Linked DNA regions of Homo sapiens: all the other regions are linked to region 1. A link is a loop called in an ENCODE intact Hi-C map of the cell type or tissue named here. Cell type or tissue: gastrocnemius medialis. All regions are shown on one strand. Region 1 has its middle 43 kb from the start of LINC03055. Region 2 has its middle 60 kb from the start of LINC03055. Region 3 has its middle 48 kb from the start of RREB1.

Evidence for each region. A loop is a pair of places that touch in the nucleus more often than their neighbours do. Peaks named below come from ENCODE experiments on the same cell type or tissue, not always from the same donor. Only the 100,000 strongest peaks of a DNase experiment are listed, where the experiment ranks them.
Region 2: a loop joins it to region 1, with 4 times the contacts of the local background. A loop is called at or near these places in 5 of 110 quality-filtered maps.
Region 3: a loop joins it to region 1, with 3 times the contacts of the local background. A loop is called at or near these places in 8 of 110 quality-filtered maps.

Annotation. Positions count from the first base shown.
Region 1 is chr6:6,925,024-6,933,023 of GRCh38, forward strand. No RefSeq gene overlaps it. Among named protein-coding and RNA genes, the nearest start is that of LINC03055, 43 kb to the left of the region's middle. In gastrocnemius medialis, a CTCF peak has its summit at 3,227; DNase peaks (open chromatin) are centred at 588, 2,578 and 3,088; H3K4me3 peaks cover 851 bases; H3K27ac peaks cover 6,615 bases.
Region 2 is chr6:6,821,558-6,829,557 of GRCh38, forward strand. No RefSeq gene overlaps it. Among named protein-coding and RNA genes, the nearest start is that of LINC03055, 60 kb to the right of the region's middle. In gastrocnemius medialis, no CTCF peak of the experiment used is centred here; DNase peaks (open chromatin) are centred at 3,784 and 4,914; H3K4me3 peaks cover 1,011 bases; H3K27ac peaks cover 6,042 bases.
Region 3 is chr6:7,055,573-7,063,572 of GRCh38, forward strand. No RefSeq gene overlaps it. Among named protein-coding and RNA genes, the nearest start is that of RREB1, 48 kb to the right of the region's middle. In gastrocnemius medialis, no CTCF peak of the experiment used is centred here; DNase peaks (open chromatin) are centred at 2,226, 2,562 and 3,009; H3K27ac peaks cover 5,085 bases.

The DNA.
Region 1 (8,000 bases):
CAGGCTGTGAGGAAGATGAGCGCATCTCAGCCCAGGTGCTCCTCAGCAAGACGCAGGCTCAACGCTAAGAAAAACTGGCGTCCTCAACTCCTCCTGTCTTTAGGTTTTCTTAGGGGATATAAGATAGGACTCAGACCCACGTGCCTCAATATAAAATGTAAATTACCATTGGTCAATGGTTCCTCCATGTTAATCCTGGATAGAGGAATAGACCCAAACATGTGAAACCCTGGCCCTTAGAAGGAATAAAGCTTTGCACAGAGAACCATGACACAGAAAATGGGTCCCTGCCCAGAAGAGCTTACAGACTAATACCTATAAGGGCAGAAGCAAAACAGGTTTTCCCCATACGGCATGTTGTTGAGATCTTGCTCTTAATGGTATAAATCTTTGTAAATCCTCCAGATTGAAAGATGAATTGAGGGAAGCGTGGTGTGTATAGCAGAAGGCATTTCAGCCGGCCTGTGGATAATGTGACAAGCCCAGGGACTCATGACCCGAGTAACCATGTGGAGGGTCCTGCCAGGAGGGGCAGGTGCTACTACTGCTGAAGACTGTCCCTCCAGACTGTCCTCTCTGACACTGGCCACTAAGCCCAGGCAGTCGCCCAGCCCACGGCCCACCTCCATGCATCTGTCTCTATTTCCCAAGAAGAGTGTGCCAGATGCCAACTGGGTTATGCTGAGACTGAGCTTGACTTGTCTTGTTCCCAGTGCCCAACACCAAACTGGGCACACACAGTCCGTGCTCAGTATTGATGGCATGAAAAAAATGAATTAACTAATGCACTTGAGAAAACAGCCCCCAAGCCTAACCTTAAACCCTAACCTAACCCTAACCCTTCTTTTTGAACTTTCATTACAGGACAAACATGAGAAGCATCCTTGGTCACTTTTACAAATGAGTATCTTCATTACATCACACTCTAAACATGATCACTGAGTCATAGTTCGTTCAAGTTGGAAGGAATCTCAGATATCTGCTAGCCTGGCCATTTCCTTTAACACGAGAAATGTGATCAATTCCACCAGGCAGCGAATGTCTTAACTACTTGCCGACACAGGACCTTAGTAACCTGAAGACAAATAATGTCCACAAGGCAGCATAAGGACCTCCCAAAATCTGGCCAGACCTGAGGGTGTTCATTAGAAGACCTTTACATTGTAAATCTCTATTTCATTGTAAACTCTACAAGATTTGGAAGTATATTCATGTGTGGGAACCAAATCAGCTAGAATTGTTTTTCAAATTATTAAGGTATACTCACAGCAAGCAATTCTTTTAAATTTAGCTGTCACTGAGGAACTGTTATATGCAAGACTCTCCAAAGGTACTCTAGAGGGATGCAAAGGTGAGTTCAATATCGCTGCCCCCAGAGGCTCCTGATTGTATGCAGGCCAGACAAACATGTACCAACGATCCTGATACAAGGCAGACCACAGCACCTGCTGCAATAGAGAAACAAGGTTCAGAGGGAAAAATAACTTCAAGGACTTGGGCCCAGCAGCTGAAAAGGGAAGGAAGTACCTAGTCCTTGAGAGGCGGGTGGAAATCCAACAGGTACGTGGAAGAAGGCAAAGGCATACCGCATGAAGGAATCAGCATTAGCTAAAGCAAGGGATAAATGGGAATCATTTTTTAAAATTTTACACCAACTGTATGTTGGACACTTTAGAAGTATAAATTCATTTATACTCACAACAACCAAATAAATTAGGTATCACTGCTTCCATTTTTCAGAGGAGGGAACTGGACTTCGGAAAGATTAAAAATGTATCAAATGAGGGTCAGGAGTATATAACGCATACGGGGCAAAGCCCAGATGTGAACCCCTGCAAGGCTGACTCCAATGCCAGGACTTTCTCCACTTCGCCGGCTGCCTCCCTGGGAGGGGGAGATGGCAAGGCATAGTTTAGGGACATTAGCTCCGTGTGGCTAGTTCATGGGGACAGGGGAACTCGGATGGTAAGGGGTTGAGAAAATGAGGAAGATGACAGAGAAAGGAGGGAGGCAGGAGGAAAACAAGATAAGAGCTTTGCTGCTGGTTGTTTTGTAAGATGAAGGAAACTAGAGAAAGTCTCAAGATTCAGGGCTCAGAGGAAAAGGAGGTTTAAGATGAGAAGAAGTGACAGCTGAGCAGGATCGCAGAGAAAGAAGAGAGACCAGGCACCGTGGCTCACGCCTGTAGTCCCAGCTACTCAGGAGGCTGGGGCAGGAGGATCATTTGAGCCTGGGAGGTCAAGGCTGCAGAGAGCTATGATTGCACCACTTCACTCCAGCCTGGGTGACAGTGAGACCCTGTCTCAAAAATAAAAATAAATAAATAAATAAAGAGAAGGTTAGCAGCAAGGGTGGGGGCTTTAGCCTTAGAAAGAATAAGGAACATTTCTCCCCCAAAACAAAATGAAAGAAAAAGAGAATGAGAAATTATCCCCATTAAAAAAAAAAAAAAGTCAGCAATCTCCGTAGTGGGGAGGGGTGGTTTGCTTAGCCAATGCAGTGAAGAGGTCTGTTCTGGAGAGGGGAACGAGCAGGGTCAGTTAGGGCTGGAGGAGAGTGGAAAAGATTTGGAGCAGCTGTCCTGGGAATCTGATAGGGAGCTAAAAACGGAGTCAGAGGACCATGCCTGAAGGCACTGGGAGCGTCCCCAGCAGGACTGGGCAGGGCGTCCAATTACTTTCGGGGCACAAATCTCTTCAGTGGAATTCAGCACTTTGGGATCAGGAGTAGATGAAAGGATTGCCCAGGGAGACACAGGGGAAGGTCAAGAGGGTAAGAAAAGGGAGGTGCTTTTGAGAACTTTGCCAAATCATTTCACCACAAAGGGAGGGAGGGAGGGAACAGATGCAACCAGGACGGGTCCACAGTGCCAAACACAAGGAGGGGCTCCAGGGGCCGCGATAAAGGCGAAGAAGAGGCTTAGCAGGAACGAGTGAGTGGGACCCATGGAAGGACGGGGTGGTGGCTACAAAGCCATTTCCGAGATGGCCATCCGGAGGGTGGAGCCTCCTACGGGGTGTGGCTATGCAGAGTGGCAGAGACGCTGAGGGAAGGGGGTCACTGGGCTTGAAGGGGTCAGGTCAGCCAGGGAGAAGTAGGACCGAGGATCACAACCCTGAAGCCCTGCAGAGGAGGGTAGCAGGGGTGGGGCAGAATGAGGACCAGGCGCCGTGCGGAAGCCACCCACCAAGCTCACACAAGGGATGTGGCTGAACATGTGCTGGGCAAACACTAGAGGGTGAGAGTGGGGCTGACTTAGTAAAAGGGACATGTGGCTTGATTTTTAGTGAAATACCATAGTGTCACAACTAGTGCTGTCTCTGCCCCACGCCAAAAGGAAAAGTCAAGTGAAATAGGCTGGGTAGAATTCCCCCAGGGTAGGCAAAATGCTAGGAATCTGTACAGAGAGGGAGGCCAGAGGGAGTGAAGAAGGCACAGGGCACGGTATGGCGCACGGACGTCCTGGGTGGAAACCTACTAAGGCTGAGCTCTTGAGATTTAGAAAGTGTCTTCTTTGACCCTATGCCTTAAACAAAGCCAGCCCAGCCATCTATCCTGTGTCCAGAACTAACAGTAGAGGGCCTGTAGGTATCTCGACCCCTCCTCACAGCAGAAGCCCGATACTCACCCCTAGGCAGGTGTCTTTTTTTTTTTTTTGAGCGGCGTCTCGCTCTGTCGCCCAGGCTGGAGTGCAGTGGCGCGATCTTGGCTCACTGCAAGTTCCGCCTCCCAGGTTCACGCCATTCTCCTGCCTCTGCCTCCCGAGTAGCTGGGACTACAGGTGCCCACCACCACGCCCACCTAATTTTTTGTATTTTTAGTAGAGATGGGGTTTCACCGTTTTAGCCAGGATGGTCTCGATCTCCTGACCTCCTGATCCGCCCGCCTCGGCCTCCCAAAGTGCTGGGATTACAGGCGTGAGCCACCGCGCCCGGCCTAGGCAGGCGTCTTAACTGGCTCCTCTCCAATGCCTGCACGGGCCAGGTTCCAACCCCAGCCCCCGTGTTCACCCCTCAATTTGAGAACAGGTTTGACTCCACCTCATTTGACCTTGGTCTTCTCTTTTTTTCTTTTTTTTTTTTTTGAGACAAGGCCTTCCTCTGTTGCCTAGGCTGCAGTGCCGTGGTGCAATCATGGCTCACTACAGCCTTCAACTTCTGAGTTCAAGGGATCCTCCACCCTCAGCCTCCCCCAAGTTGCCAGGGCTACGGTTGCTCCCCGCTAAACCTGGCTAATTTTTTTTATTTTTTGTAGAGATGGGCTGTCACTGTGTTGCCCAAGCGATCTCAAACTCCTGGGCTCAAGCGATCCTCCCACCTCAGCCTCCCAAATTGCTGGGATTACAGGCTTGAGCCTCCATGCTCAGCCTAGTACTCTCTTGGACACAGTTTTAGACTCAATGATAGCCTCCACCACCATCCCCTGCCAGGCCTTGCCCACTTCAAGACAGCATTTCATAACAACTAACATTTAGCACTGCTCAGTACATGCAAGGCATGGGCTAGAAAAGGCCTTGAAAGTCCTTCCGTTCCATTCCGATTCCTCCTATAACCTTTCCACCAAAAACTGACGCAATGCTGCTAGAACATCCCAGAGCCTGGGAAGTCACTCCTCCTGACACTGTCCATCTCACTGCAGAGTGAATGAATGGCTCTGCTGGAAACTCTTCGCTACTGAATCCTTGTTCTTTCCTCCACAGTCATGCAGAACAAGCGTCATTTCTTTCCCATCTGATAGGAATCTGAAGATGACCATCCTATCTCAACAAAGCCTCCTCCTTTCCAGGAGAAATACACCTCCAGGTCTTTACACTTCTGCTCGTGAGACACATCCTCAGGTTCTGTCCCCTGCCTGTTCCTCTTGCCCAAGTCCCTCTTAAGATGTGCTCCCTGGCATCACACACGGCAAACACTTAGAGCACTGACTGTGCCAGCCACTTTCCAAGCCCGTAGCACATATTAACTTATTTAATCCTCATACTAATGCTATATGCTATTGGTACCGTTATGATTTGCATTTTACAGATGAGGAAACTGTGGCAGACGTGGAAAATAACTGGGCCAAGACTAGTACCAGTGGCAGAGATGAGAATCGAGTCCAGGCAATCTGGATGCACTCAGAAGCCCCATGCTGACCCTCAAGCTTGGCAGCCATTGGAATCACCCTGGGGAGTTCTAGAAACTCCCGAGCCTGGGATCCACCCCTAGAGATTCTGATTTGACTGCACCATGTATCATCTGGGCATCTGAACTTTTAAAATCCATCCAGGTGCTTCAAGTGAGCAGTCAAGAATGAGAACGACTGCTCTCTGCTGTCAAGCTAACACATTCCCAGGGCAGTCTGGCTGGGGCAGAGTAGGGTTGCATTAGAGAGGAGTGATGGAAATTTCCAGGCTTCCCTGGAAGAGGCTAATGCAGGGACAGGCTCAGACACGGGTGACAAGAGCCAGCCTTGCAAGAGCGCTAAATAAACAGTGACTCGGGTGGTACGAGTCTAGAGGCTTTCTCAAAAAAGGAAAGTAAGAAAAAGAAGACACAGAATCCTCCCCTTATAGGATACTTGGCTTCAAGGGCTTCCTCTGGAAAGGACTTCCCCTGGTCACAAAGCCCACCTTGGGCACAGAGCCATCGCTTCCTCAGTCAGCAGCTGCCCGTCCAGTACCATCAGCACAGCTTCCTGATCGCCTTCCAAAGGCTAGAGGTGGATGCAGCAGGGGTGCCAGCCCTTCCCATCCCACCCTCTCCTCTTTCCTGGTTCTGTGAATTAGAACAAGAAAGCACAGGGGCCAGTGGCTCCACAGGCTGAGGACAGGGCCTCTCCCATTCCCAATCGAACACAGTCTCCAGCCCTGCCTTCAAAGGGTATCTGAACTTGGGCCATCCCATGGTACCACTCTTCACTTTCCTATCTCTCTGCTGATATTCCCTCTTGAGCCTAAGCTTGGGTTATTGCTGTTTTTTTTTATTTTTTGTTAGTTATTATTTTTAGAGATGGGGGTCTCACTGTGTTGCGCAGGCTGGTCTCAAACTCCTGGCCTTAAGTGATCCTCCCACCTCAGCCTCCCAAAGTGCTAGGATTACTGGCATGAGCCACCATGCCTGGCCAGGGTATTGTTTTTAAAGCACAAGGGTCTTTATCAGTTAAAGAGAAGCCAATCAGATATTCTCTGGTTGTGCTGGAAACTTCTGCATCTTTCAGTTCCTTGAACTCGCTCTCAGCCATCTGGGCCACAGTGTCAGGGCACAGGGTGAGGCTCTGACCTTGAACAGCTCCACGAAGGCTCAGTAGCCCTTTCCTCCTTTTCACCATCCCCCTCTGCCATCCCTGGAAACCCAGACAGCCATGGCAACCTGAGCATGAATAAAAGAGAAACTACCCTCACCCCAAGCCCTATTAATACTTAATGCCAACATCTGAATGCAAATTGACTTCACTTTTGTTTTATTCCCTTTCCTCCGTGCCCCTCTCTGATATAGAATGCCTTTCATGGAAGGCAGCAGCGGTCCTTCTGTTTGCTAGAAATAGGGAGTCAAGGTGGAGGTTCCTAGCACGGAGGAGAGAAGCACAAACAGGACTGCACATGGCTGGGGCAAACCCGGAAGTTCCAAACTGTATTTTTTAGAATCTTTCCAAATGAGAGTGCATCTCAGGGGCATTTCTTCTCTGTAGAGGTCACAGTGACTTGCTCAACCTGTGGGGGGAATTTTGCAAACAAGGATAGAATATTGGTAGCCTGGAAGCTGTGAAAAATAATCTCCTTCTAAACCTGTAAATCCTCTCTTTTTCTACAGCTAAGAAAAGGCAGATGGTTCAGCAGACAGCTTTGTTCCTATCCTGCACAGTCTCTGAACCTGGCGCTTTTCTCGTCTGTGTGGCAAGACTAAGGCACAGAGGGTTTTAAAGGGGGTTCGGGGTATTAAGTTTTAAAAAGAGAGCAAGAAAGGCAAATGTTGATATAAAAATATTTAATTGTTTGGAATGGCAAAGAATCAGGTAGGTGCTTGAGAAATAAGAAAATTGTTAACACTGTGTCTGTAGTAATAGGGTGAAAAAAAAGAAAGAAAATTGAACAGATCTGGGGTATTTATTAATGAGTTACTTATATTTCTGGTAAAAAGGTGAGGCTAGTGTAGAGTTCATTCACTATAAGGGTGTCTTAAATAGGGGTACTGGCCAGTGGCTCTATTTTTGCAGAGAGGAGTGTGATGACAAAGAAGGGGTCTTGAGCAAATGTCTACTTGCTGTTGGATGCATTTCATTTTCAGCCTCTCTGTGTTTGTAAACACACACACACACACACAAACACATACACACCCACACACACAATACACACACACGCACACACACGCACGCACACACATGCACACACACACATGCATACACACAAATACACATGCACACAAATACACATGCACACATGCACACATACACATGCACACACATACACACATGCACACATGCACACATACACATGCACACACATACACACACATGCACATACACACATGCACACATACACATACATACACACAAATACACATGCACACATGCACATACACACATGCACACACATACACACACATGCACATACACACATGCACACATACACATACATACAAATACACATGCACACATGCACATACATGCACACATACACATACACGCACACACAATACACACATACACATACATACACAAGCACATACACACATGCACACATACACATACATACACATGTACATACATACACATACATACACACATACACACACAAATACACCCATACACACACATACGCAGGAGCTGTGAGAGTCAATCCCCACTCATGTGAGCGGTGTGAGTACCAACGACACAAGGAACTAGGGCCAGAGAATACGTCTGCTAACATAGTGTTTCCTAAACCCTCATGAACCGTCTGCGAGGACAAAGATGTCATAATTCTTTGGGAATTGTTTTCTAGATTGATGGGGGACATGTATAGTTCAGAGCAGAGATAAAAA
Region 2 (8,000 bases), 100 kb before region 1:
CTATCTTTTTAAAAGGAGGAGGAGGAGGAAGAGGACATGATGACGGGGGAGGAGGGGGAAGAGGGAGAAGGAGAAGGAGAAGGTCCTTTCATCCTTACTTAACCGTAAGACAAATTTGAATCCAGCTGCATCACTTAGTAGCTGTGTGATCTTGGACAAGTTTCTTTACCCCTCTGTGCCTCACTTTCCTCATTTGTAAGATGGAGATGATGGTGATAATGATAGTGGTGATGATGATGATGATGGTGTGGTGTTGATATTTGTGGTGATGATGGTGATGATGATGGTGGTGATGATGGTGGTGATGATGATGGTGGTGATGGTGGTGGTGATGATGACGATAGTTGTGGTGGTGGTGATGGTGATGATGGTGGTGATGATGGTGGTGGTGACGATGATGGTGATGATGGTGATGGTGATGATGGTGATGGTGGTGATGATGGTGATGATGATGGTGTGGTGATGATGATGGTGTGGTGATGATGATGGTGATGGTGATGATGGTGGTGATGATGGTGATGATGATGGTGTGGTGATGATGACAATACTACCAACCTCATAGGATTTGGGGGGAGGCTTGAAACTGTTGATATGTGTGAAACCACAGAGATATGCCTTGCACATAGGAATGCTCAGTGCACTGAGGCCATTCTTTAAAACTCTGGCTGGAAACCCCTTCACACTCCCCAGTTCCCACAGAGACTCCATCTTCTCCCTCTGCTTCTTCCTGCCTCCCTGCCTTGTGTTCTTTCAGAGTCCCTCCTGACTGTGTCTTTTCCCCATCCCCTTTCCCCCAAAAGACAGCTGGGTTTCAATATTAAAATCAGCGCTTTGGAGTCTGACCAAGGTGAATTCATATTCTTGCTCCACCCCATCCTGGCTTGGGCAGGTGCCTGGCTGTCCTCACCTGGAAACTGTGGCCTCCATCCTGCCTCCCAGACCTAGTCACAGCCATGAGGATGCCAGCCAGGAAAGTGAAAGAATGCCCGCCCTGAACAGGAGCTCAACAAATGGAGCCATTCTGCTTCCATGGCACCTGATGCCTAATTCTGCAGTTGCTCCCAGTTTCCCTCTTTTCTTCCACCCTCCAGACCATATTGTGCTACTAACAAGAACCACCACGTACTGAGCATTCGTGCCTTCCCAGCACTGTGCAAAGAATTTTGCTCCTGTAATCCTCACAACTCCTGGATTTGGGTTCTGCCCTCTGCTCCCAGAGCTCTGTCTACATTTCCCAAGGGTACCACTCAAATAACAGCGCATTGCTGTGAAGATCAAAGCAATAGGTTCACAGTGGGAAAAGAAGAGGAAGACATGAAGGGGCACCTAATGGGGTGACCAGCCCTCCAGGCTTGCCCAAGGCTGAGGACCAACCTGAACGGACGGTCACTCTAACAATCCAGTCATCCACAATGTCCAGGATGCCTGAAAATATCTTTTGCTGCTATAACAATGGCTCAGAAACCCACCTGACGATTTTGGAAGGTACTTAACTTCTCTGAGCCTCAATTTCATCATCTAAAACAGGGATAGCAATGGCTACCTCCTCACGGGGCCGCTGGAGAGATAAAAAGGGAAGAAGTGCATCCAGCATCCTCGCAGCATTCGTCTCATGGTGAGCCTTCCTCCACAGGTGTCAGCATCAAGTCCTGGAAATCACACCTGGGCTTGTCCACCTGCCAGCCACCACCCCTGGCCACTTCCTTATTCTCTCCAAATCTCAACTACCCGAACTTAATCAGTTCAAGCCAGGCACAGTAGCTCACACCTGTAATCCCAGCAATTTGGGAGGCTGAGGTAGGAAGATCCCTTGAGACCAGGAGTTTAAGATCAGCCTGTTCCACACAGCAAGACTCCATCTCTACAAAATATTCTTTTTTAAAATCGGCTCAGTGGGGAGATTAAGTAAGTTATAGACAGCTTGTGAAGAAGAAAAGAGGAGGAAGAAAAAAGAGAAGGAAGAAGAAGAAGAAAAGGAGGAGGAGGGGGAGGAGGAGGAGGCAGAGAGAGAGAAAGAAGAAGAAGAAGGCGGCAGAGAGAGAGAGAGAGAAAGAGAGAGTGCTAGCTGAAAAGAGCATTTTGCCTAGACTCCACTGACCAGGCCTCACAGTTTTTAGAAAAAGGAAGAAGACAAACCTCACAGATGCAGACTGGCTGGAAAACCCCAGTCCCTCAGTTCTTAACCACCAGACAGGGAAGTCTTGGCCAAACAATGGTGGAACAGATTCTTTGAGGGACAGACAAGAGACAGAGGGGGACAGAGGGCCCCAGCTTCAGCCTGATGCTTGGGTTTGAAATGTCCAATCCACCAGCACACCTGACACTCCTTGGCAGGAAGAGGACAGAAACCCTGGCAATCTGGGGGGAGGCACAGCCTGTTCACAGAATCAGAAATGTGGGAGCAAAAGTCATGGCCTTTGGTTCAGAAATGCCAAACATCTAATCACCTCCGGCAAAGTCCCTGGCCCAGTTCCATGTTATTGTGACCTCTGAGTCCTGGCCGAGTGCAGGGCAAACTCCACTACCTGCTCGGTGGCCCACGGGTCCCTTGCTCCTGGCACTGGGGTCCTGTTTCTTTTTACCCTTTCCAACTGGGCTATCTGGCAGGGATCAATCAGTCCCCACATAGAAGACACACTGGCAGGGGTCTCCAAGGCCTTTATGTGAAGGTCGGTGGCTTGGACGTTACTATTTTTTCAAATGGATTAAATGCCAATGGCATGCTGAGCCCACGGAGAAATCAGAGGTAGACAGTCGGCAGGCAGGCACTCTGGGGAGATAAACAGATGCGTGGCATTCCACAGCTCTGAGGAAAGATGCCCCTTGAAGCTAGGGAGAAGCTTTTGTCCATGCTGCCACCTTTAGGGGCTTTCTCAGAAATTCCCACTCCTACGCTCAGTGACGGGATCATCAGAGCCTAACAGCTTCTTGGCCATGGTCGTGCACAGCCATCGCCAGCCACCCTGGAGATGGCAGGCTGTGCTGGGACGGCCCTTTGCTCCCTGCACCCCAGGTGCTCCATCATGACAGGGCAGCTGGAGGCAGGAGCAGCCCCACTGTGTTCTTCACAGCCACCCTAGCTTGGATCAGCTGGTCCCTCTCCTGGGGCTAAAGCAGCGAAGGATTTACATCAACCCAGAAGGAAAAGCCACTGCTTTTGGAAGGGGCCAGGGAAGTGCAGCAGGAGGGGTCAGCAGAGCAAGAGAGGACAGGGACCCACCATGATGATGAAACTGATGACTTCTGTTGCCTCCAGTTGATCGCCCCACTCACCCTCAGCACCTGTACCAGCCTGTGCTCGCCTCCCGCTGTTGCAGGTGTGGAGGCTCAGGACACGCGGGGTGGGGGCAGCCCCTGAGTTCTCCTGCTGTGGAGGGACAGCTCTGACAGGAGTTAGGTTCCTACACTGATTTGGGACAATTACTCTTTCTCTGGGCTTCAGTTTCCTCATTTGCAACATAAAAAGCTTGGGTTTGATGGGTTTTTGAAGGTCCTTTGAGCTCTCTGATTCAGCAATGTGAGTGGAGTCTAGCCGGGAATGGCCCCCAAATGTGCGGCTGGCCCCATCTCTGTGGAGGGATGGAGATGGAAAATCAGGATGTGGTGGCAGGGCTGTCTGTGGGATTCTCCTGGGAGCAATGCTCTTCCCCATCTCACAACTCACCCACACGGCCCTGCCAGATGCCCTGGGTCTGCACCAAACGTTCTCCACCCTCACAGCTTACATCCTGGCTCACCTTGCAAATGACTCATGACAGCCGGGGACAGGGTGCCCCAGAGCACGCCCACAAGTCAGTGCCCATCCGCCCCTTCTCCAGGTGCCACTGCTGGGAGCTGTGGAGTTGTCAGCTGTTCCTAAGCCAGGGGCGCTCCTTGAGTTACAAAACCGAGAGGACATGGAAATTGAAATAGGAGAAGCAGCCAGTGGGGGCCAAAGGGCCCCTGGGCAGCTATGGAAAGACAACCCTGCCAGAGTGAGCACATTATTTATCAGCTCTCTTGGGGAGACATATATGGTTATAAACAGAACCTCTTCCTATCACAAGACATGCCTGCCAGCCTTTTCATGGATCACCAAAGCACCCCCAAGCTTCGCGCTTAGGGTGATTGCCAGGCATGGGAAACACCTAACAGTTGCATGTCAGCACCGAAGGAAGTGGGATTCAGACAAAAGGTGTTCCATTTCACAGCAGGGAGGAGGGAACGCCTTGGAAGAAAAAAGTCTTTCTTGGGGCTACCCAGCAAGCCCAGCCAGAGCTTCTCAGCAATCAGGTGTGCATTTCTGGAGCCCAAACCACTCATTCTCAACCCAGGAACGGGATTAGGGGACTAGGGATATTTTGAGACCCAAAGAAAATTGACCCCCTACAAAAGAGCCCAAAGTGTTCCCAGCATTCTGCAAACCAGCATCTGGACTGCGAGGACATGAGGGCTGCATTGAGTCGGGGGAGAAGGAAGGCTGGCCAGTTAGGAATGACATCATGTGGCCACCGCTAAAAAACAAACAAACAAACAAAAAAAAAACAAAAAAAAAACGCACTCTGCTGTTGAGAGCTGGGGCATAAATGCCACGGCAGTTGCTGGGCATTTATGCCCCAGCTCTTAACAGTGGAGTGGGAATGGATCTCTCCAGGTTGGATCGAGTGGCTGCTTTCCTGGAAACCAGGCTCCTGGTTGCTAGGGCCGATAAGACAGGGAAAATGCTACACTCGGTGTTCATGGGAAAACATTTTGATATTGAAGAAGAGCTGAGACGTGTTAACAGTTGAATAAAAACAGAGCAGCCCTGGCTCAGGGGCTGCAGCTACCCGCCCGGCGGGCACTCAGATTACCCACGTGGTGTGCTGCAGGCAGTGAGTCAGACCGTCCATGCTCCTGAGACTGAGGGATGACAATCCCAAAAGGACACACCACCAAATGTGGCTCCTCCAAGTAGGTCCAAGGACCTGGCCTCTACTCCAGATGGCTGTGGGCCCCTGCAGGCCTCTCACTGCAGCCAGCCACCCCGGCACACACAGTGACTGTGGACGCTGATAGGCAGTGTCATAAGGCTGTAGATGGGGAAAGGGACTGTACAGGCGAATGGGGGATGCTCTGTGGCAGGGCACAGGAAGCCCCTAATGGGGACAGATTCTCCACTGGCAGGTGTGGCCAGAGGGGCACTGGCCTTGGAGCCTCTGTTTGTAGCTCTGTGCTGGGGCTTGGGGCACAGGGCAGCCCTCAAAGGGAAATGGTTTTAGTGGTTCAGGAAATGAAACCCTTTGGCAGAGACCCAGAGCTGGCCTGACGCACGCTGCTTTCTGCCCTACAGCAAACAGCGTGGTAACAAGGTGCCTTTAGGTTTCCATTTTAATCCACTAAGCCAATGCCTTGCCTGAGATTTACAAAGTTTAGACCCCACATTGGAAGATCCAAATGTCCCTCATTATCTGCCTCCCACAAGACAGCTACGAATTTTCCCATACGTAACTAATAACTTCAGTTTTTCTCTGCTATTTCCTACTGGTCTCCACGATCTCTCGGGAAAAGCGTGAGAGCACTGAGCTCAGGATGGCTGGACCCAGCAAGGCCTGAGGGTGGGGCTTAGGGCCACAGTGCTGCCATTGACCAGTGGTGCTGGGAGCCGGGAGGCCCAGTTTTGTTTTATGCGCCCGGCTGGGCATCACTGCCCCAACCAGGGAAGCAGAAATCAGTGAGTCCCAGCTACTTCTCCGTGATGCTCCTCTCACCACAGATACTCCTGAGAGATTGGATCAATGAGTCCCAGCTACTTCCCTGTGATGCTCCTCCCACCGCAGATACTCCTGAGAGATTGGATTGTGTTCCGGAGGGGAGTGGGAATAATGGACAGAGGAGAGAGAAGAGAAAGGGAAAAGAGAGAAGGAGAGAGGTCTGAAGCCAGCAACCCAGCGGGGTAAGGCAGAAAGTGGGAGCACAGAAGGGAAGACAGAGGGGGCTCCCCACCCGGCAGGAGACGACCCGGCATGCTTAAAGTAGAATGCAAAACACAAGTTTTGCATTGTTTAAAAGGAATATTGTGAAAGAAAAAGGAGGCCGGGTGTGGTGGCTCATGCCTGTAATCCCAGTTCCTTGGGAAGCCGAGGCGGGTGGATCGCTTGAGCTTGGGAGTTTGAGACCAGCCTGGGCAATACGGTGAAACCCTGTCTCTACAAAAAACACAAAAATTAGCCAGGCATGGGGGCACGTGCCTGTAATCCCAGCTACTCCGGAGGCTGAGGTGGGAGGATCAACTGATCCTAGGAGGTCAAGGATACAGTGAGCTGAGATTGAGCCACTGTACTCCAGCCTGGGTGATAGAGCCAGACCCTGTCACGCCAGTAATCCCAGCACTTTGGGAGGCCAAGGTGGGCGGATCACGAGGCCAGGAGATGGAGACCATCCTGGCTAACACGGTGAAACCCCGTCTCCACTAAAAATACAAAAAATTAGCCAGGCGTGGTGGCTGGCACCTATAGTCCCAGCTACTTGGGCGGCTGAGGCAGGAGAATCGCTTGAACCTGGGAAGGGGAGGGTGCAGTGAGCCGAGATCACGCCACTGCACTCCAGCCTGGACAACAGAGCGAGACTCCAAAAAGACAGACAAAAAGATAGAAAGAAAGGAAGGAAGGAAGGGAGGGAGGGAGGAAGGGAGGGAGGGACTGCTTGAGAGTAGAGGCTGGGAGAAGGGTCAGGATCAAAAAACTACCTATCTAGTACTATGTTCATTATGTGGGTGACAAAATAATCTGTACACTAAACCTCTGTGACATGCAATTTACCCAGTAACCAACCTGCATATGTACTCCCTGAACCTAACACACAAATTGGACAGAAAGAAGAAAAAAAAGACCAGGCACCATGTCTCACGCCTGTAATCCCAGCACTTTGGGAGGCCAAGGCGGGCAGATCACTTGAGGTCAGGAGTTCGAGACCAACCTGGACAATGTGGTGAAACCTCATTTCAACTTAAAAAAATACAAAAATTAGATGGGCGCTGTAGCACACACCTGTAGTCCCAGCTACTCAGGTGGTTGAGGCACGAGAACCACCTGAACCCAGGAGGCAGAAGTTTCAGTGAGCCAAGATAGCGCCATTTAACTCCAGCCTGGGTGACAAAGTGATGCTCTGTCTCAAAAAAAAAAAAAAAAAGAAAATGGAAAAGACTGAAAAGTTGAAGTGGGGGGAAATTAATCAGTTAGAAACAAGGCTATACCCCAAGAAGGAGCTGAAATTTGAAGTTTAGAAAATAAGGCAAACTACATATATGTGTAATATATATAAAGAAAAAACAAGAAGCAAACATCTAATTAGAGCAACAATCTTCATTCCAGAAAGGTAGCAGAAATAAGCACTTAGCAAATTTAAAGTATTCTGACTAGCAGAATGACAATGACAAAAAAAAAAAACAATATTTATAAAATTGAGCAGTGGCCTTCAAACATTTTTGTCAGGGGGAAAAAATTCAAGTGGTACTAGTGCATTAATACTGCTTTGTTTATAAATTTCATATGATTGCCTCTATATAATTTTTAGAAACATTAGGAAATATAAGAACAAAAATTTAAAGAAAATATTTTAATAATTTAAAATATTTTATTTATCAACCATATAAAAAGCTTTATATGAGGCTGGGCACAGTGACTCATGCCTGTAATCCCAGCACTTTGGGAGGCCAAGGCGGGTGGATCACGACGTCAGGAGATCGAGACCATCCTGGCTAACACAGTGAAACCCCGTCTCTACTAAAAATACCAAAATTAGCCAGGCGTGGTGGTGGGCACCTGTAGTCCCAGCTACTCAGGAGGCTGAGGCGGGAGAATGGCATGAACCCGGGAGGCGGAGCTTGCAGTGAGCCGAGATTGCGCCACTGCACTCCAGCCTGAGCGACAGAGTGAGACTCCATCTCAAAAAAAAAAAAAGCTTTATATGTAATGTTAATATTCTATGAGAGTAATATGATTGAATAATTTTAGTTATTTTTTCAAATCTTGGCTTAGCAT
Region 3 (8,000 bases), 130 kb after region 1:
AGTGCTGGGATGACAGGCGTGAGCCACCGCACCCGGCCAAGAAGTTTAACTGTTGAAGAGTTAAATAAAAACACCAGTAAGGCCAGGCACAGTGGCTCACGCCTATAATCCCAGCACTCTGGGAGGTTGAGGTGGGTGGATCACTTGAGCTCAGGAGTTGGAGACCAGCCTGGCCAACATGGTGAAACCTTGTCTCTCTACTAAAAATACAAAAATTAGCCCAGGGTGGTGGCGCAAGCCTGTAATCCCAGATACTCTGGAGGCTGAGACAGGAGGATCACTTGAACCTGGGAGGCGGAGGTTGCAGTGAGCGGAGATTGCACCACTGCACTGCAGCCTGGGCAACAGAGCCAGACCCTGCCTCAAGAAAAAAAAAAGTGAAAAAAAATGTGCATAAAAAGAGATGATGGATTCACTTACGAAAGTTTCCATGAGTTGGCCAGGCGCGGTGGCTCACGCATGTAATCCCAGCACTTTGGGAGGCCAAGGCGGGCGGATCACGAGGTCAGGAGATCGAGACCATCCTGGCTAACACGGTGAAACCCCGTCTCTACTAAAAATACAAAAAATTAGCCGGGCACGGTGGCGGGCACCTGTAGTCTCAGCTACTGGGGAGGCTGAGGCAGGAGAATGGCATGAACCCAGGAGGCGGAGCTTGCAGTGAGCCAAGCTAGTGCCACTGCGCTCCAGCCTGGGCGAAAGAGCGAGACTCTGTCTCAAAAAAAAAAAGAAAGTTTCCATGAGTTGAGAAGTGGAATAATAAGAGTTTTTTTAAAGTTTTTTCTTCTTCTATTTATTCTCTAAAATGTTGGTAATAAACCTGTACTGCTTCTGTATAAGAGATTTGCTCTTTTTGAGGAAACATTGCCGGGAAGCCACTGTATGAGTGACTGTCAATGAAGTGTCAGACAAAAAGTGCCCAGGAACTTCCAGAAAGGCCAGAGAGCAAAGCAGGCTGGGCCAAGAGGACTGTGTGGAGTACTAGGAACCAAGTTTAGCTTTGTCAAAAGTAGAACGCAGAGGGAACGAGGGAAGGGAGAGGGGAAGGAAGAAAGGTTCAGATGTTGCGGGGTGCTGGGTGTGTTCTGGGAGGGTGGCTGTTAGGTGGCAGCCATCAGGAAGTGCTTCAAAGGGAGATGGTAGGACTTGAACTTAGGCCTTAAAGGCTGTACATGATTTTATACCTAGTGAGAGAGAGGCATTCCTAGTGGCATAAGCCTAGTGAGATAAGCCAAGAGGCAGCAATTTGCACGACACCTTTGGGGAATTTGAATAGGTCAGCTTTGCTAGAAGAGATGGATCATGTATGAAATCTGTCATTTAATGATAGATTATAGTGTTAGGCCCTTATATGCAGGTAATAGGGAATTATGAAAGGATTTTGAGCAGGGGAAATACATGGTCAAAGTTGGATTTGGGGAAAGTTAATCTTATAGGTCCGATTGGAGTGGGAGTTTAGGGGCCATGAATGGCTATTGCAGGGAACCAAGGGGACCTGGACAAGGATAGTATCAATGGGAATTGCTTGGAACACAATGCTTTGTGAGTTGTTATGAAAGAAAAATTGTCATCATTTTATAGTGTTTAGATGTGGAAGGCAGGAGATTGAAGAGTCCAAGATGACAGAGGATTTAAATCCAGAGAGACCTTGAGAGGTGGGACTATCAACAGAAATGAGAACAGGAAGCCAGTGTTCAAGGTAGGTTGAAGGGTTGATTTGCATTTAAGGCTAGGAGGGGTAGCTGGGTTTAGGTGAGTTAGGGGCAATCGATGGGTCAGGGCTGAAACTAGAGCTGTGAGTCATCTATATAGAGGTGATTATCATTCACACGTGTGAATGAGCACCTAAATTTGAATTTGGTGGCAAAGGACTAGTTTTAGGGAACATTCACAATTAGAACTTGCCTCAAAATATAATTTTGCAGGCCGGGAGCAGTGATATGCTTGTAATCCCAGCACTTTGGGAGACTGAGGCGGATGGATCAGTTGAGGCCACGAGTTCGAGACCAGACCTGGGTGACAGAATGAGACTCTGTCAAAAAAAATTTTTTAATATATATTTATATATAAATTAACATTAATAAATGTAAATGTATTAATAAAATTACATATATATGTAATTTTGCAGATTGTCCTCCTTCCTCATAGAGTGTAAGTTAGTCATTCCTTGGCTTTAGTTAGAACCGATACGCTGACTCAGCACTGTTCCAACCAAGTGCTTTAACCCAGCGGCTCCCTAACCTGCCTCATCAGATTAAGAGGCCGCACCACATAGTTGTTGCACCAGAATCTCCTGGGCCAGCAGTCCATTTTTTTTTTTTTTTTTTTTTTGAGACAGAGTCTCGCTCTATCACCAGACTGGAGTGCAGTGGCGCGATCTCGGCTCACTGCAACCTCCACCTCCTGGGTTCAAGTGATTCTCCTGCCTCAGCCTCCCGAGTAGCTGGGACTACAGGCGCGTGCCACCATGCCCAGCTAAGTTTTGTATATTTAGTAGAGACAAGGTTTCGCCACGTTGGCCAGGCTGGTCTCCGTCTCTTGACCTCAAGTGATCCACCCGCCTGGGCCTCCCAAAGTGCCAGGATTATGGGCATGAGCCACCGTGCCCAGCCAGTCTGTATTTTTAATAAGCTTTACAGGTCACTCCGGTATGGATCATTTTGGGGAACCAGTTTCTTAGCTAGTTTGTTGTAGAGCCTGAGACCTTCCCGTGAGACCTCCTATGTCTCTCCCAGGGAGAGAAAGAGCTCAAACTTTTTATGAGTTCGTTTCAACCTGTCCTTTTGCTTTTGTATATGATGGACGGTCATTGATAGTGGTGCTCAAAGTTGTTTTTATCCAGATGACCTGCTGCTTTCCAAATTTAGCACTGGTCTGAAAGAGTGGAGGGATGTGTCAGAAGTCCTCTGCCCTGCTGCTAGGCTGGAAGGAGATTTGGGTTGAAGAGCTATGTGGAGAGTGGAGAGTGACTCAAACTTTGTACATTGAAGCTTGTTGGAATGATGCAATCACCCAGGCATTGGACAGACCACTTCCTGTACCTTTGGATACACAGACCCAGGGTGTGGTATTTGGCAGTACTCTCAGGAGTAGGCTGGCTGATCCTCTTCAAGGGAGCTGAGTAGTCAGAGGTAAGGCCAGGCAGGCTGCAGGCTCCAAACCCACAAATGTTTCTAGTTTAGAGATAGATGGATTGTCAGAAACTTGGAGGGGGATTTCTAAAAGGTGATGAGTATGAACACCTTTCTCAAGGAATACCTGGCTCTCTAGGTATATGTTTCTTTCTTTATTGTCAGAAGACAAATGTCTGTCCTGTGGAGCAGCAGTTACACACGTTGTCACAGCCAGCTTTGAATTAGTTTGATGCTGATGATCTGCCTACAATTATCATTTGCTCTTCATTTTCCCATTTGGTTTATAAGCTGTAAAGAGACGAATTCACCTGTCTATATTATTACATGCCTGGTGAATGAGCAGGCGGAAATGAATGTTTAAAATTGATGGTGGAGGGTTTGAGGGGTAGGATCACACCACACCCCACACCCCATACCCGACTCCAGCATCACATACACAGAATTCAAGCTGTCCATTTTTCTAAGTCTCTAACTGTTGAAGCCAAGGGTGGGTCATTTTGTTATTGCTCCACCCCTACCCAATAAACAGTGGAAGTTGATAGAGTCTAGTGGGGTTTTTTTAATTGTGGGAAAGTATACATGTAAAATTTATTATTATGGCTTGAAGCCGGGAAGCAGAGGTCACAGTGAGACAAGATCATGCCACTGTACTCCAGCCTGGGCGACAGAGCGTGACTCCATCTCAAAAAATAAAATAAAATAAAATAATTTACCATCTGAACCATTTTTAAGCACACAGTTCAGTAGTGTTAAGTGTATTCACATTGTTGTGCGGGAGAATCTAGGTTTTTAAAAATCCATTTAGAATATAAGGAAGTATTCTAAAAATGTCAGAAAATGAAACCCAGAGTTATTAAAAAAAAACTATACATGAAAGAAAATAGTTTTATGTGCAAACACAGCATTTGTATTCTATCCTAAGAGAAGGCACATAGAATGTTTTTCTTGTAGGACAGGCTTGCCTGAGTCTGTCCTTTCACAGTAACTAATTTTAATCAGTACAGAGGAAAAAGACAATCTGGTGCTTGAGATGGCTTTAAGAAGCCAGAAATAGGCCAGGTGCAGTGGCTCATGCCTGTAATCCCAGCACTTTGGGAGGCCAAGGCTGGCAGATGACGAGGTCAGGAGTTCGAGACCTGCCTGCCCAACATGGTGAAAACCCATCTCTACTAAAAACACAAAAATGAGTCGGGAGTGGTGGTGTGTACCTGTAACCCCAGCTACTGGGGAGGCTGAGGCAGGATAATCACTTGAACCCGGTAAGTGGAGGTTGCAGTGAGCTGAGATTGCACCACTGCACTCCAGCCTGGGTGACAGAGCAAGACTCCGTCTCGAAAAAAAAAGACTGGGTGCGGTGGCTCACACCTGTAATGCCAGCACTTTGGGAGGCCAAGGTCTTAAAAAAAAAAAAGCCAGAAGTAGTGCTAGCATCTTGTTTTGTTGTTGTTTGTTTTTGAGACAGAGTCTTGCTGTGTCGCCCAGGCTAGAGTGCAGTGGCGTGATCTCGGCTCACTGCAACCTCCACCTCCCAGGTTCAAGCAATTCTCCTGCCTCAGCCACCTGAGTAGCTGGGACTACAGGTGCCCGCCACCATGCCCAGCTAATTTTTGTACTTTTAGTAGAGATGGGGTTTCACCATGTTGGCCAAACTGGTCTCAGACACCTGACCTCAAAGGATTCAACTGCCTCAGCCTCCCAAAGTGCTGGGATTACAGGTGTGAGCCACCAGGTCCAGCCTAGTGCTAGCATCTTGATACAGATGTTCAAGTTTTCTTGAACCTGTGAGTATACAATGAGAGGAGACATCCAGTCAACTGTGAATTTACAGATTTTAATTTACACAATTTCCTAGAGTTTCCACTTTGTTTTTCTATACTGTATGAAAATATTCTCTTGACAGACACTGAAAGTAGGTGATATTTGCCATTGTTTTCCTAGTGAAAGACAGCTTATTATTATATACGAAAATATGGATATCAGTGGCCAAAAAAATCCACATGGGCAGGGATCTTTACATCTGTTATCAGGTAAATGACCACATCGTTAAATGAAAGAATTTTGAAAGTTGAATAAATCTTACTTAAGATTCACAAGAAAGATTGGAAACATTATTGCCATTTGCTGAAGTTCTTAGTCAACCCAAACTGTATTAACAGTTCATTCTTTTTTTTTTTTTCACATTAGAAAATTTATTTTCACAACCACTTACTGTTTGCACTCAGTTGTTCATAATACCTACAAAACAGGTTTGAAGGCAGTCAGTCCAACAGGATGTGAGCTACAGTTCCAAAGAAGGTATGGTTTGTGTTTTACCAAAGGAGAAATGCCTTCCCTATGTATATGTCTCATGGCTTTGGGAATTTATAGCTTATTTAGCAACCCTCCATTTAAAAAGTGCTGCTAGATTTGAGGAAACTTATAGAATAATTCTGAGTTTCTCTTATCCAAAACTGCTTCAGTAAACTTTTGCTTATCAGTCTTGAAAAGATGTGTTAAAACCAGTTTGGCAACTTTTTAAATATAGCATGCTGGAAGGCCTTGAGAGAAGAGTTTTGAAGCAATATCAGTGTTGGAACTAAAAGGGAACACTTTTATTTATTTATTTATTTATTTATTTATTTATTTATTTTTGAGACGGAGCCTTGCTCTGTCACCCAGGCTGGGGTGCAGTGGCGCGATCTCGGCTCACTGCAATGTCTGCCTTCTGGGTTCACGCAATTCTCCTGCCTCAGCCTCCTGAGTACCTGGAACTACAGGCATGCACCACCACACCCAGCTAATTTTTGTATTTTTAGTAGAGACGTGGGTTTCCCTATGTTGGCCGGGTTGGTCCTGAACCCCTGACCTCAAATGATCTGCCCATCTCGGCCTCCCAAAGTGCTGCTTGGATTACAGGTGTGAGCCACCGTGCCCGGCCTAAAATGGAACACTTTTAAACAAGAATATTCATGATGCACATTTCTCTGTATTTGGAGGGCTCATCTTTTAAAAACCAAGTTTTTGTGATAGGACTGAATTAGTGGAAGAGTTCTCAATGGTAGAACCATACCCAGCATAGGCAATCTAGAGCTTTGTTAAGAACTCAGGAGATTGTTTATGCTGTATGATACCTACATATTCACAACCTTGCCTCCCACTCCATTCCATAAAACTTACTGGAATCTGTTTACAAGCAGTCTTTACACAGATATGTGAATACTTTGTACTACAATAGCATAGACATACGGTATTTCAAATGAGAGTTCTCTCTAAAGGCTTGATTTGGAAGTCATAGTTATTTTTAATAAGGCCGGGCATGAAGGCTTACGCCTATAATCCCAGCACTTTTGGAGGCCGAAATGGAAGGATCACTTGAGGCCAGGAGTTCGAGACCAGCCTGGTCAACACAGTGAGACCACATCTCAATTTTTTTAAAAAAGTTGTTTAAAAAATAAGGTACAGTCACTCTAGCAATTTGAAAGGTATGAATCAACTATTTTATATTGCAGTTCTAGAATATGTTTGTCCTTCCCAGTGCAGTATAGTCACGAGTTTCAGTGGAATTGCTGAAGGAAAGGGGCAGCTGATTCATATTTCTGCATCACAAATCTATATAGAAAAGACAAGTTGAGATGGCTCTGAGAGTCCAGCATATCTTAATTTTAACTTTTATTATAAAGCTGAGATCTTACATTTTAATTGAAAAATGCTCTCATTTAAAATCAAAATATTTATCAATCTGTGGAAGCCTATTTTTACAGTGAAATTCTGTGATCACAAACAGGAAATTTAAGTATTGCATGCTGGTACAGAAATACATTGTTCTACAGTGGCGGCCCTTTGCTTTGTCATGGCTGTGTTTAACAGGACTTTCTGCCTCCTGAAATGTCAGCGTAGCCCTCAAACTCATGTCTATTCTACTTTTGATTACCTTGGTCCTCAGCCAGCCTCATATTTGACACTTTCAGCACGGGCAGTGTAGGTCCTTCTTGATGTTGAGCTGTTAATCTTTTTATTATTTCCTGTCACTTTTCACCATGATTGATGCTCTTGAGCCAGAGGAGGGAAAAGTGATGAAAATGACTTTGAAAACAGCTTTGAAAAGGAGTATTTTAAGTTGGACTTGGGTCTTACCTGAGACCATAAAGCGACTGAAAAAGCGCACGGTATGTTTTGTAAGGCACTACCTGGGCCCTTGCAGTGAGGGAGCAAGTGTGCTAATAACGAGTGCTTGGGACTAGGAGTGCTGAGGGCTCTCCTGGTGTTTGTGCAGCGATTCAGGTGGCTCAGGTCTCTGGGTCTGTGGTGTGAGGGATGCTGAGACCTTCCAGATGGTCTGTATTTAGCTCTGCGGAAAGGTTACAGAAAAGCGTCCTCCTTCCTTTAGACCTAAAAATAAGATTCTTTTTCAGTTTTAGGCATTACCAAGCCTCAGACATTTTTATCTTCTGCAGTATTCCCTCTACCCCACATCCGATTCATTAATTTTGGGTTTGGCTTTGGAAACTTCTCATCTCCTTGCCCCATAGCATGCAGGGTGACCCACTGGAGTGTGAGAAGAAAATATTATAACCTCTATTTGTATTTTTACTTTGTCCTTTCTAAAAAACTATTTTATTGTGGCGAAATATATATAACAACATTTGCCGTTGTAACCATGGTTTTTTTTGGTGGTGGTGGTTGTTGTTTTTGAGACGGAGTTTCGCTCTCGTTGCCCAGGCTGGAGTGCAGTGGCACAATCTCAGCTCACTGCAACCTCTGCCTCCCGGGTTCAAGCGATTCTTCTGCCTCAGCCTCCCAAGTAGCTGGGATTACAGGCACCCACCACCATGCCTGGCCAATCTTTTGTATTTTTAGTAGAGATGGGGTTTCACCATGTTGGCCAGA